Linked DNA regions of Homo sapiens: regions 1, 3 and 4 are each linked to region 2. A link is a contact called in ENCODE Hi-C or POLR2A ChIA-PET data. All regions are on one chromosome and are shown on one strand. The core of a region is the stretch at or near the end of the contact, and the rest is flanking DNA. Distances in the headings are between cores, read along the strand shown. Region 1 overlaps RPS6KA2 (ribosomal protein S6 kinase A2). Region 2 has its middle 73 kb from the start of RPS6KA2-AS1. Region 3 holds the start of GPR31 (G protein-coupled receptor 31). Region 4 holds the start of CCR6 (C-C motif chemokine receptor 6).

What was found. A loop is a pair of places that touch in the nucleus more often than their neighbours do. ChIA-PET counts read pairs that join two places held with the same protein, here RNA polymerase II (POLR2A). Pooled maps may share reads with other maps.
Region 1: a loop to region 2 is called in a pooled map, with 12 times the contacts of the local background. The contact joins two enhancer-like sites. A Hi-C loop is called at or near these places in 6 of 37 single-sample maps with no recorded cell type and 8 of 50 pooled maps. POLR2A ChIA-PET finds 5 or more read pairs at or near these places in 1 of 52 experiments (A673).
Region 3: a loop to region 2 is called in a map with no recorded cell type, with 2.9 times the contacts of the local background. The contact joins the promoter of GPR31 here to the enhancer-like site in region 2. A Hi-C loop is called at or near these places in 11 of 37 single-sample maps with no recorded cell type and 5 of 50 pooled maps. POLR2A ChIA-PET finds 5 or more read pairs at or near these places in 1 of 52 experiments (OCI-LY7).
Region 4: a loop to region 2 is called in a map with no recorded cell type, with 4 times the contacts of the local background. The contact joins the promoter of CCR6 here to the enhancer-like site in region 2. A Hi-C loop is called at or near these places in 9 of 37 single-sample maps with no recorded cell type and 5 of 50 pooled maps.

Annotation. Positions count from the first base shown.
Region 1 is chr6:166,486,821-166,489,520 of GRCh38, forward strand. It overlaps RPS6KA2 (ribosomal protein S6 kinase A2), which reads right to left. Exons shown (of 21, transcript NM_021135.6): 10 at 2,013-2,101. Among named protein-coding and RNA genes, the nearest start is that of MIR1913, 21 kb to the right of the region's middle. Within about 2 kb of position 1,436, at least 19 of the 41 ENCODE cell types and tissues checked have a DNase peak (open chromatin) inside an H3K27ac peak, as active enhancers do.
Region 2 is chr6:166,829,385-166,832,084 of GRCh38, forward strand. It overlaps a transcript of RPS6KA2 not described here. Among named protein-coding and RNA genes, the nearest start is that of RPS6KA2-AS1, 73 kb to the right of the region's middle. Within about 2 kb of position 1,272, at least 2 of the 41 ENCODE cell types and tissues checked have a DNase peak (open chromatin) inside an H3K27ac peak, as active enhancers do.
Region 3 is chr6:167,156,719-167,159,418 of GRCh38, forward strand. It overlaps GPR31 (G protein-coupled receptor 31), which reads right to left and starts at 1,262. Exons shown (of 1, transcript NM_005299.3): 1 at 1-1,262. The coding sequence starts at 1,113. The coding sequence ends at 154.
Region 4 is chr6:167,121,648-167,124,347 of GRCh38, forward strand. It overlaps CCR6 (C-C motif chemokine receptor 6), which reads left to right and starts at 1,449. Exons shown (of 3, transcript NM_031409.4): 1 at 1,449-1,576.

The DNA of each region.
Region 1 (2,700 bases), core at 186-2,685, 340 kb before region 2:
AGGGGGACTTTGCCAATGTCAGGAGACGTTTGATCATCACGGGGTGGGGGTGGGGATGCGCTAAACAGCCTCAATGCATGGCGCAGCTCCCAAAACAAGAATTAACCGGCCCAAAATGCAGACGGTGCAGAGCCGTGGCCGAGACACCGTCCTCCAGCCCCAGGCTGTGGTGTGGACGTTTCATAATTGATTCAATGATTTCCTTATTGATTGATGCTTACTTCATCTTCAGGTCTTTGTTAAACAGGAAGACCTTCGGCAAACACCGTTTATTTGTACCCCTTTTACGCAGGTATGGCTATTTCTGTTGGAGAGATTTCTGGAAGTAACACTTCTGGGCAAAAGGGTGCATACATTTAACATTCTGATGGTTTTACCAAGGTGCTGAAATGTTGCAGGGATTTACTCTCCTGACACACACCCACGTGCCCTGGGCTTTCTGGATTGGCCTGCAGTGACTGGCAGACAGTGACGGCAGAACACCCTGTGACATCACCCATGCCACGGGGAGCTCACCGTGTCACCTGCTCTGACGTCACCAGTGCCACGGGAGCTCACTGTGTCACCTGCTCTCCTGGTAGCCACGCTCGGCATGCAGAGGTGCTCGGTGACAAGGAGGAATTGCTTTACTGTGTTGTGTGGAAGAATGAAAACAGGCTGAGTGGACAAAGGCGCTGACAGTGGGTTATCACCGAGAGGTCTGTAGAGTGGAATAAAATATCTGCTTACACAGAGGAGAACTGCCTCGGAAATACAACTATGGGACATCTTTATATGAAGTAAAGAATTACTATGAAGATGAATCTGCAGGAAGGAAGAGTGGTTTACGTGATAAAAATCTGGATTAGAAGTTGGATGTAAATGTGTTTAATTAGGTGAATACAACTATGACAATTCATTACAAGATGAATCTCATGGGGATTAGTACTCAGTACTTTAAATACATCAATGTTGATTTTTAAAAATCACCTTAACTCCTTTTTTCTAAGATCACAGTTATACTTCAATTATCTCACATTGTGAAATATGACTGTGGAGTAGGAAGGTACTTTTGATTAGCTTCACTTTCAATCACTGAAGGATTGCAAATGAATGCAAAAGTTCCCTGCAATGGAAGCTGATGTGGGGAAGAAGTTAAATGGGTCCTTCTTTCTTTGGGGTTAAGGCATGCAGAGAGGAAAATCTAGTATTTTTTCCGAAATGAAGTATTTCCTGATTTAACTTTTGCCTTCCCCTCTGGTATGTCTTCTATCTATGAGGTTAGAGTTTAAAAAAAAACAGAATTTAATGTGTTCCTTTCGTTTTCTTGTTAAAATAACCTGAAACACCCTGCTCCAGTTGCTGTCTAAACCGTAAACACCCTGCTCTAGTTGCTGTCTAAACCGGAAACACCCTGCTCTTGCTGCTGTCTGAACCGAAAACACCCTGCTCCAGTTGCTGTCTAAACCGGAAACACCCTGCTCCTGCTGCTGTCTGAACCGGAAACACCCTGCTCCTGCTGCTGTCTGACTCTGAGACAACACGGCCGCGCCAACTCGCTAAGACCGGCCCAGCCCACGGAGTAATCCTCAATACGCTGTCACATACACGAAAAGAAAATCAATCAGTAGTTAAAGTAGATCCTGATTTTAATAGATGTGGAGGTTTCTCAATTTAGGGAGAATTAAATTAGAAGCAGCTTTTCAACGGTTCTGTCCTTAGCTTAGAGACTTTCAAAACTCAGGGAAGTCAGATTGGTTGAAGGATACTACCATTTTGGGTAAAACCAGTGGCTTTTAGAAAACAGCTTATGGTATTTTGGCAGCAACTATGTGTTTTAGAAGCTGTGAAGGGGCCTTTTTTCCTGGAGCTCAGATGGCACTGGTACTATTTCAACCTCTAGGTGAGGTCTGTTTTCAGTGACCTTGGTTGGCATTGGGCCGGAGCAGGAGGGTGGCCCTCCACATCTCCACTGTAGCTTGCGGGGCAGCGCCCTGCACGTTCCCGTGGTGGGGTGTCCCGGGGAATCTTACCCAGCCGGTTGCAGGGGTTCCGTTTGAAGAGAGCTCGCAGCAAACTCTGTGCCTCCCCACTGAGGAACTGCGGCATCCCCAGCTTGGCTCTGAAAAACAAGATCCTATTTTAGGATCTATTTTAGGAGAACAAGGACAAGCTATAAAGAGGGCCCCAGTCAGCATTCAGAGACCTCAATCGCAGTCACCCAGAGCAGCCCGTGCTCTACCACGTGGGTCTTAGGACCCTTTTATGCTTTAAAAGTTACTGAGGACACCAAAGAGCTTATGTTTATGTGGGTTACAGCTGTGATATTTACCACAGTAGAAAGTAAAGTGAGAAATTTGTATAATTTCCATTTCCTAATTCACTTTAATAAATTTTTATTAATAAACATTATTTAATAATAAAATCATTAAAAAACAATAACACTCCCATTAACACAAATAACATTGTTAATGGAAATTATCTATGTTTTCTCAAACATACATATAAAAAAGTCTTTAGTGGCATTGTTCTGCACTTGGGTGCGTCTCTTCCTGGCTCATAGGAGACAGCTGGACCCTGTGCTCGGTCTGTTGCGATGCTATGAAGAAAACCTGCGAGAGGAGGACCTGCAAACCCCGGGAGGGTCTCAGGACCACCGGAGTCCTCAGAGCACACTGAGAACCCCACGCGCAGAGCCTAGTGCTCCCTCCAGAAATTCTC
Region 2 (2,700 bases), core at 22-2,521:
ATGGAGACCATCCTGGCTAACACAGAGAAACCCCGTCTCTACTAAATATACAAAAAATTAGCCGGGTATGGTGGCGGGCGCCCGTAGTCCCAGCTACTCCAGAGGCTAAGGAAGGAGAATGGCGTGAACCTGGAGGCGGAGCTTGCAGTGAGCCAAGATCGCGCCACTGCACTCCAGCCTGGGCAACAGAGCGAGACTCTGTCTCAAAAAAAAAAAAAAAAAAAAAAAAAAAAATTATTATATGGTCCATCAATTCCCCTGCTAGATTGAAAAGCAGAGACTTAAACAGGTATTTGTCTACCCATGTTCACAGCAGCTTGACTCACAGTACTCTGAAGATGGAAGCAACCCAATGGTCCATCAGCAGACGAGTGGAAGAACAAAATGTGATGTGTATATACCTACAATGGAACACCGTTCAGCCTTAAGAAGAAAAGGAATTTGTCTGGGTGCAGTGGCTCATGCCTGTAATCCCAGAACTTTGGGAGGCAGAAGCAGGTGGATCACCTGAGGTCCAGAGTTCAAGACTAGCCTGGCTAACATGGTGAAACCTCATCTCTACTTTTAGTATTTTTAATTTTTAATACAAAAACTATCTGGGCGTAGTGGTGGGCGCCTGTAATCCCAGCTACTCCAGAGGTCAAGGGAGGAGAATCGCTTGAACCTGGGAGGCGGAGATTGCATGAGCCGAGATCGCACCATTGCACTCCAGCCTGGGCAACAAAAGCAAAACTCCATTTCAAAAAAAAAAAAAAAAGAAAGAAAGAAAGAAAGAAAGAAAAGAAAAGGAATTTTCACACATGCTACAACATGGAGCCCATAACCTTGAGGACATTACGCTAAGTGAATATACCAGTTGCAAAAAGACAAATGCTGTGTGATTCTGCTTACATGAGGTGCCTAGAGTGTCAAAATTATAGAGACAGAAAGTAGAACAGTTGCTGTCTCATTGGGGAAGTGGCTGAGGGAAGTGGAGAACAGAGAGTTGGTTAGTTTTTAACAGGCAGAGAGTTTCAGTGTTGCAAAATGAGAAGTATTCTGGAGGTGGATGGTGGTGATGGTTGTACAATGATGTGAAAGCCCTGAATACCTCTGACATACTTAGAAACCGTTAAGATGGTACATTTTATATTTTTATAATTTCTTTTTAAAAAAAGCTCATCGCTGATACAAAGTATAAAACATCTCTCCCAATACATGCACAAGAAATGACACATGCAGAGTTCATGGACAATTTCCTACGAGGCAAGGGAAGTAAGGCCTGCCCTCTAAATCTGCCTTAGCGTGTGAGCCCACAGCTTTCTGCTGTGGGTTCTGACATTTCTCATCACACCAAGCGTCAGTCCTCTCAGACCCAGATCTGAAAGCGGGGGCTGAAACCTGTGTTACTGCCTTAGCTGTCATCTCCATGGCTGTGTGGGATCCCAGAGCCACAGCCTTCCGTCCTGGCACTGTGTTGATTTTTAAGGCCTTTTCTTTGAGATTTGGGACATTATTGTTTCCTCTTTCCCAGCTCCCCCCTATCAAGCTAGAGCCCTGACCATTAGGCACTCTGGCCAGACCCAGGCTCTCCCTTGGGCTGGGTCACACGCTGTGGTTGGGGAGTTTCTTCTGCAACGAAGGCCTCCCTGGACCCCTGACTCACCACGCATGTGGCCAACCACACCTCTGAGGGCCTGGAGCCCAGACCCTCCAGTGGCAGGGGGTATTGGGTCCATCCACGGAGAGAACCCCTGATGGAAGAGGCGCCTCCCTCCTGGGCCATCCACACTGACAATGCAGCTGCTCCCTGCCCCCACCTCCTCCTCCACTCTCCGCAGGTGTTGGTCCTGCGCACCTCACTAAACTTGCTCAGAGGCAGGTTCCTCAGAGGCTGCTCCACGCATCCAGGACCGGAGGCCTCACCAGGGATCCCTTCTCAGATCCTTACCCTCCCTGCCATCTCTCTTCTGCTCAGGTCCACAGTGGGTCCGTGGCCATGATGACTATGGAGCTTCTCTACTTCAACTTGAATTTGCCCTTCCTTCAACCACTCTGTGTATTTCTACACCAGCATGACACCTTCCCCCCTGCCCCTGCCAGACAGAAAGCTTCAGCTGTAAGGGCAGTGAGGACCAAGACACTCTTGCCTTGTCCGCACCTCTTCACAGGCTCCTTCTTCCCACAGAGGAAGGCTTGGCCCCCACTGAGAGACGCTCCCTTAGGGAACAGGTGCTGTTCTATTTCCATGCCGCATTTGCCCTCACCTTCCCTGGGCCTGGGCTCGGTAGCAAAAGACCACAGAGAGAAATTCCAAAACTGAGAATAAAAACTATAACAGGAAATATTTTTAAACAAATTGTATTTTACCACATCTACATACATACACACAATAACAGAATTACATACTAGATAGATGATAGATACATAGATAGATGATAGATAGATAGATGATAGATAGTAGACACATACATAGGTAATAGATATATAGATACATATATACATAGATGATAGACAGATGATAGATGGATAGATAGATGATGGATGGATAGATAGACAGATGATAGATAATAGATGGATGGATAGATAGCTACATAGATACATACGTAGATAATAGATACACAGATATATGGATGATAGATACATATATACATACATGTATAGATGATACATGATAGATAGATAGATAGATAGATAGATAGATAGATAGATAGATAGATA
Region 3 (2,700 bases), core at 12-2,511, 330 kb after region 2:
CCACACCTGCAGCAACTGTGCCCATGTTTATGCTCTGATCCTTGTATTGCAGTCTTAAGACTTCTTCTTCTTCCAGAATCCCAAAGTAGGAGTAATTATTATTTAGGTCGCAGGTAGTTCCATAAACACGGGCGTTGAGGACGCTGGCTGTTGTCAGGAATAGGAGTCTCTGGGGTTGAAATCTGGGGGCTCTGCTGCCTGCCCTTTGCCTCGGAGGGTGTGGAAGACCCTCCGATAGGAGCTCCTGAAGGTGGGGCTGGAGAAGCAGTATACCACGGGGTTGAGCACACTGTGCAGGTAGGTGAGGCTGCCCGTGACATCCGAGGTATGAGCCACTGCACAAAGGGCCCTGCAGCTCCCCAGATTCTGGAAGATGTGCATCAGGACTCTGGCCAGGAAGCAGGGCAGAAAGCACAGAGCAAACAGCACCACCACCAAGGTGACCAGTGCCTGGGCCCGCTGAAGCTTGGGCTGTTTCTCAGGCTCCCGGAGTCTTTTCTGGAGAGCCCTGATGATGCCTGCATTGCAGAACACGATGAGGCCAAAGGGGAGGACAAACTGAAGGCAGGAGAGTGCTTCCTGCCAGATGATGCTGAAGGAGCCGTCTGCCCTGGAGTAGAAACTGTGGCACCTGGTGGAGTTCTGGGCGGCCTCAGAGATGAGCAAGCCCGGGCAGGTGAGGGCGACCATCAGGAGCCAGACGAGGCCCGAGACCCCCAGGGCCGCCTGAGGAGACAGCAGGTTGACCTTAAGCCGAGGGTGGACCACACGGAGGTACCGGTCCAAAGCCACGGCGGCCAGGAAGGCCATCCCCACGCTGCGGCTGAGGTCCAGCAGGAAGTGCAGGGCCCAGCAGCCCACACGGCCCAGATGCCAAGCCTGGAGGCTCAGGTAGAAGGCGGCCAGGAAAGGCAGGCACGCAGCCAACAGCAGGTCAGCCAGGGCCAGGTTGAGCAGGTAGACAGCGTACGGCTTCCACACCCTGACCCGGAACAGGAAGGTCCACAGCGCCACCGCGTTGCCCAGCAGACCCAGCCCACACTCCAGCCCCAGCAAGACACCCACAGCTGTGGCCACCACAGTGCTGGGGGCTGAGCAGTTTGGGAATGGCATCACCCGGCCGTGAGGGGCTGCAGGCACAGCTGGAGCAGGTACAGGAGGAACTCTGTGCTCTTTCTTACAAAATGAAAGAAAAGGCCTTTTCCTGCCACAGAGTAGACAAGATCTACATTTGCCCAACAAGAACAGTTCCTCAGCAGAATAGAGTCCACAGCAAACCAAAATTCATTTGGGGAAAGAGGATGAGCAGGGGAGGGAAAAGCCCCTTTGCAGTTGTGTTCTGTTTTCTTCCGCCATAAAAAAGGGGAAATGGTGTTTCGCTTCACATCACCGGGCTGCAAAGCTGAGGAGTAATGTCCTATAACGTCTGGGGGTCCAGGGCTTTGCATCCACAGTCCTGAAAGAAGGAAAAGTCTAATTATGCAAAGACTCCTATGTCTGTATACAATTAAAATAACAATGGAATCAAAAAGATTGTTCTCTACTTTGAATATGTTTCATGGGGAAATTTTCTTCTTCCTTTTCATACATAAAGGACGCTTGCTGGGATCCTTCTGCATGGGGCTTGATTTTACACACTGGTCAGATGTGGTCCCCACACTTAAACTTGAAAGGGGATTTGAGACAACCTGCTCATTCCATAGCTGATGGTTTCACTTGTACTTGTGTTTTGTTAAATACAAATTTATTTTATTTTCTCTGCTGGAGTCTTTCCTACCTAGTACACCACTTGGATTGGGATCTGGACCAGCAGGGCCTGGAGTGGGCCCTGGAAGCATGGAAAAATCAATGGCTTGTAAAAATGCGTAGAATCCACTAGAAAGTTAGGTTCATCAGCCAGGGACATACTCCATATATCCATGTGTCGCTAGTGACAGACAATGCCTGGCACACAGCATTATCAACAAGCATTTCTTTGATGAATAAACGTGTGCAGTCATCATTACCCTCTGATGACCCTAATACATCTCAGTCCTTACCCATCAATGACCCTATTATACTTGGTTCTCACCCAATGTTGACCCTAATTTACCTTGGTCCTTACCCACTATTGACCCTAATTCATCCTGGTCTTCACTCAACGTTGACCCTACTTCATCTTGATCTTTTCCCACTTTTGACCTTACTGCATCTTGGTTCTTACCCACTGATGATCCTAATTTATCTCAGTCCTAACCATTCTTGATCCTACTTCATCTTGATCCTTACCAACTGGTGACCCTACTTCATCATAGGTCTTACCCATATTGACTCTAATTTAAGTTGGTCCTCTCCCACTGTTGACTCTAATTTATCTTGGGTCCATTCAGCCTGGTTTGAATTTTGGAGTTAAGTAAACTTTAGTTATAATTTTTTGTTTCTCCATTTATTAGCAGTGTGGTTTTGGGAAAGCAAATTAACTTCTCTGAACTCCAGGCTCTTCACTTGAGAGGTGAAGATGGTAACACCTTCTTGAAGAGTTCTTTTGAGTAGTCAAGGTACTATTACAGGTAAAGCACTTAGCGCCATGTCTGGGTGTTGTGAGAGCTTGATGCTTTTACTAGAGTATTTATTAAGCCTCTCTGATGCATAGGCTTTAAAAAACTATTCGTTATCTCTTAACGCGATAAAACACTTTTGTACTAAATATCCGTTCTATGG
Region 4 (2,700 bases), core at 199-2,698, 290 kb after region 2:
CAGGTTTCGGGTTGGGGTGAACTACTGGGGAGGAGCGCCCCAGGGCTTCTCTCAGATGGAGGAGGGACAGGTCACCCAGAGTGAAGGAAGTTGTGAGCTCTGTTAGAGGAAAACAGCCAGGACTTAGTCAGGAGAGGCTTTGTTTGGAAGGATTGTTGTAAGGCAGGGAGAGGAATGATGGCAGCAAGAGGACCCCGTGACCATAGGTCTGCAAGCACTTCAAACAGAAAAGGCCCTTCTTTTATCCAGTAAGGGGGAGCCACTGGGGCCAGCAGAGTCTTTGGAGGGGACCCTGGACAAACCCGGGAAAATGGCCAGTGGGGTTGAGCAGGACACAGGTCCTGCTGTGTCTAGCTGGTTCCCCAGAGAGATGATAAGGGGTGCGCTCCAGCTTCTCAGGCTCACTCAGGCGTGAGGACGTGGAGCTCAGGGCTCTGCAGGAAGGAGCGACCCAGGTGAGGTGTGGTCAAGATAGAGCAGAGCTGGGCAGCGGGCAGTGGAGCCTCGTGGGCAGCCTGGGGGTGGGGAGGCACAGTGCACTGGGAAGTGGAGAAAGTGTGAGTCCATCAGGCTGGCTGAGAATTGATCACGAACCTATTGTCTGTAAAACTTTTGTTATTTCCTGAGACGTGGTTCACAGCAACCCAGGTGCGAACAGCCTTGTGATTCTAGGGTTCTTTTCTATTTTTTAAGCACTTGCATCTACAAATAAATTTCTGAGTGACTTGTCGTCAGCTGCTTTCCTTGATATGTCTAAAGACAGGGCAGTGACCCGCATCGTCACCCAGAGATTCTGTCTCTGTGCCACATGAAGATTAGGTGCCCGCTTTTGATTGAGGAGCTCCTCTGTTGCTCTCAAAGTATCTTGTAATAATAGCTGAGATGCATGGAGAACCACCTCTCCTTCAGGCGCTGCTCCTCGGCTTCCGTGGACGGGCATGGCTATTTCTCGGAACCCTCTGAGGTTAGAGCTGTCATGGTCTTTCTTCTGAAAGAGGAAACCGAGGCTTGCTGGGGCTCAGTGGCCCTTCTGTGGCTGCACAGCTTTCGGGGTGGGGCCAGGACTGACTGACTCCACACAAAAGTGCTCCCGGCCCATGTCTTTAACTCACACGGCCTCTTGCAAACGTTCCCAAATCTTCCCAGTCGGCTTGCAGAGACTCCTTGCTCCCAGGAGATAACCAGGTAAAGGAGTATGAAAGTTTGGGTACAAACTCATTGCTGCAAATTGAAAACCATGCAAAGGCTGTCTTCCTCTGGGGAGTTCAATGCCTCTCTTTTTCTTATCACTTTACCATTGGTTGGACTTTGATTCCAGGGATCCTACGATTACTCAATACCCTACAGGATATACATGGTTAACCATTTGCATTTGGGCAAATAGGCGTTACTTTTCAATAGGAAGTGGCAATCCAGAACTTGCTTTTGGGCAATTCTAGTAGCTCACCGCTTTTTTCTTAATGACTGCTAGAAGCTGCATCTTATTGACAGATGGTCATCACATTGGTGAGCTGGAGTCATCAGATTGTGGGGCCCGGAGTGAGGCTGAAGGGAGTGGATCAGAGCACTGCCTGAGGTGAGCATGCCAAGGCCCCTGAGACTTTTCTTTCAAAAATGTAACTTCTTTGATCCCCTAGTCTGACAGGAATGGGACTGTTTTACTCATTAATCTTCCAGAATGCTGGCATATTGACCATGTTTATGCTTAACGACACAGACTTCCTTTCCTGAAAGCATTGACTTTATGGTTTTAGGAAGCCCACTTTTCCTCTAAGTGTATAGTAAGGGATTTCATACTCGCTCCCTGCACTGGAGCTTCGGTGATGGTCTGGGTACTTGCTCCTCATACAGGAGATATCCTCAGGGCATCAGTCTGGAGAGGAATGTGATTCTTTATTTGATCAAATACACTGAAAGATTTTGGAAAACAAAAAAATTAAGCTAAGAAATATTTTGGAGGCAGTAAGTCATTTATGCAATGAAGGCTGATGAGTGGGCATCCCGGACAGCCTAAGATTGAGCAGGAAGGAGCTTGTGAGGGGGAGTTAAGAGAAATTGACAAGGTGGAAATTTCAACAAGTCTCAGTTGCAAAGCTCTCATGAGGGCTGCCAATGCCACTGTGATTATGAAGGCAGTATCTTATGACCAGAAAATAATACACAATGATATTAAAGGGAGCCAGGCTAGGTGCAGTGGCTCATACCTGTAATCTCAGCACTTTGGGAGACCAAGCTGGGTGTATCAGCTGAGGTCAGGAGTTCGAGACCAGCCTGGCCAACATGGTAAAATCCCGTCTCTACTAAAAATACAAAAATTAGCCAGGCATTGTGGCATGTGCCTGTAATCCCAGCTACTTGGGAGGCTGAGGCAGGAGAATCACTGGAACTTGGGAGGCGGAGGTTGCAGTGAGCCGAGATCACGCTACTGCACTCCAGCCGGAGATCAGCTCCAAAGTCCACTTAGCAGCAGGACATAGATATTGTAGAGATCAGCTTTATAAAGAAAAACAAAAATGCAAGGCCATAACTAAAGCTATTCTTTAAATGGTTAAAGATGTAATTTCTGCAAATAAAACAGAAAACATAAAAGCAAACTTCCAAAGAAATTAAAGGAACTGAAAAAAAAAAAAAACCAACCCACAGAAGCTTAATAAACAAATCACCGGGGGAAAACAAAAAAAAAATCAAACCTCCTGGTCT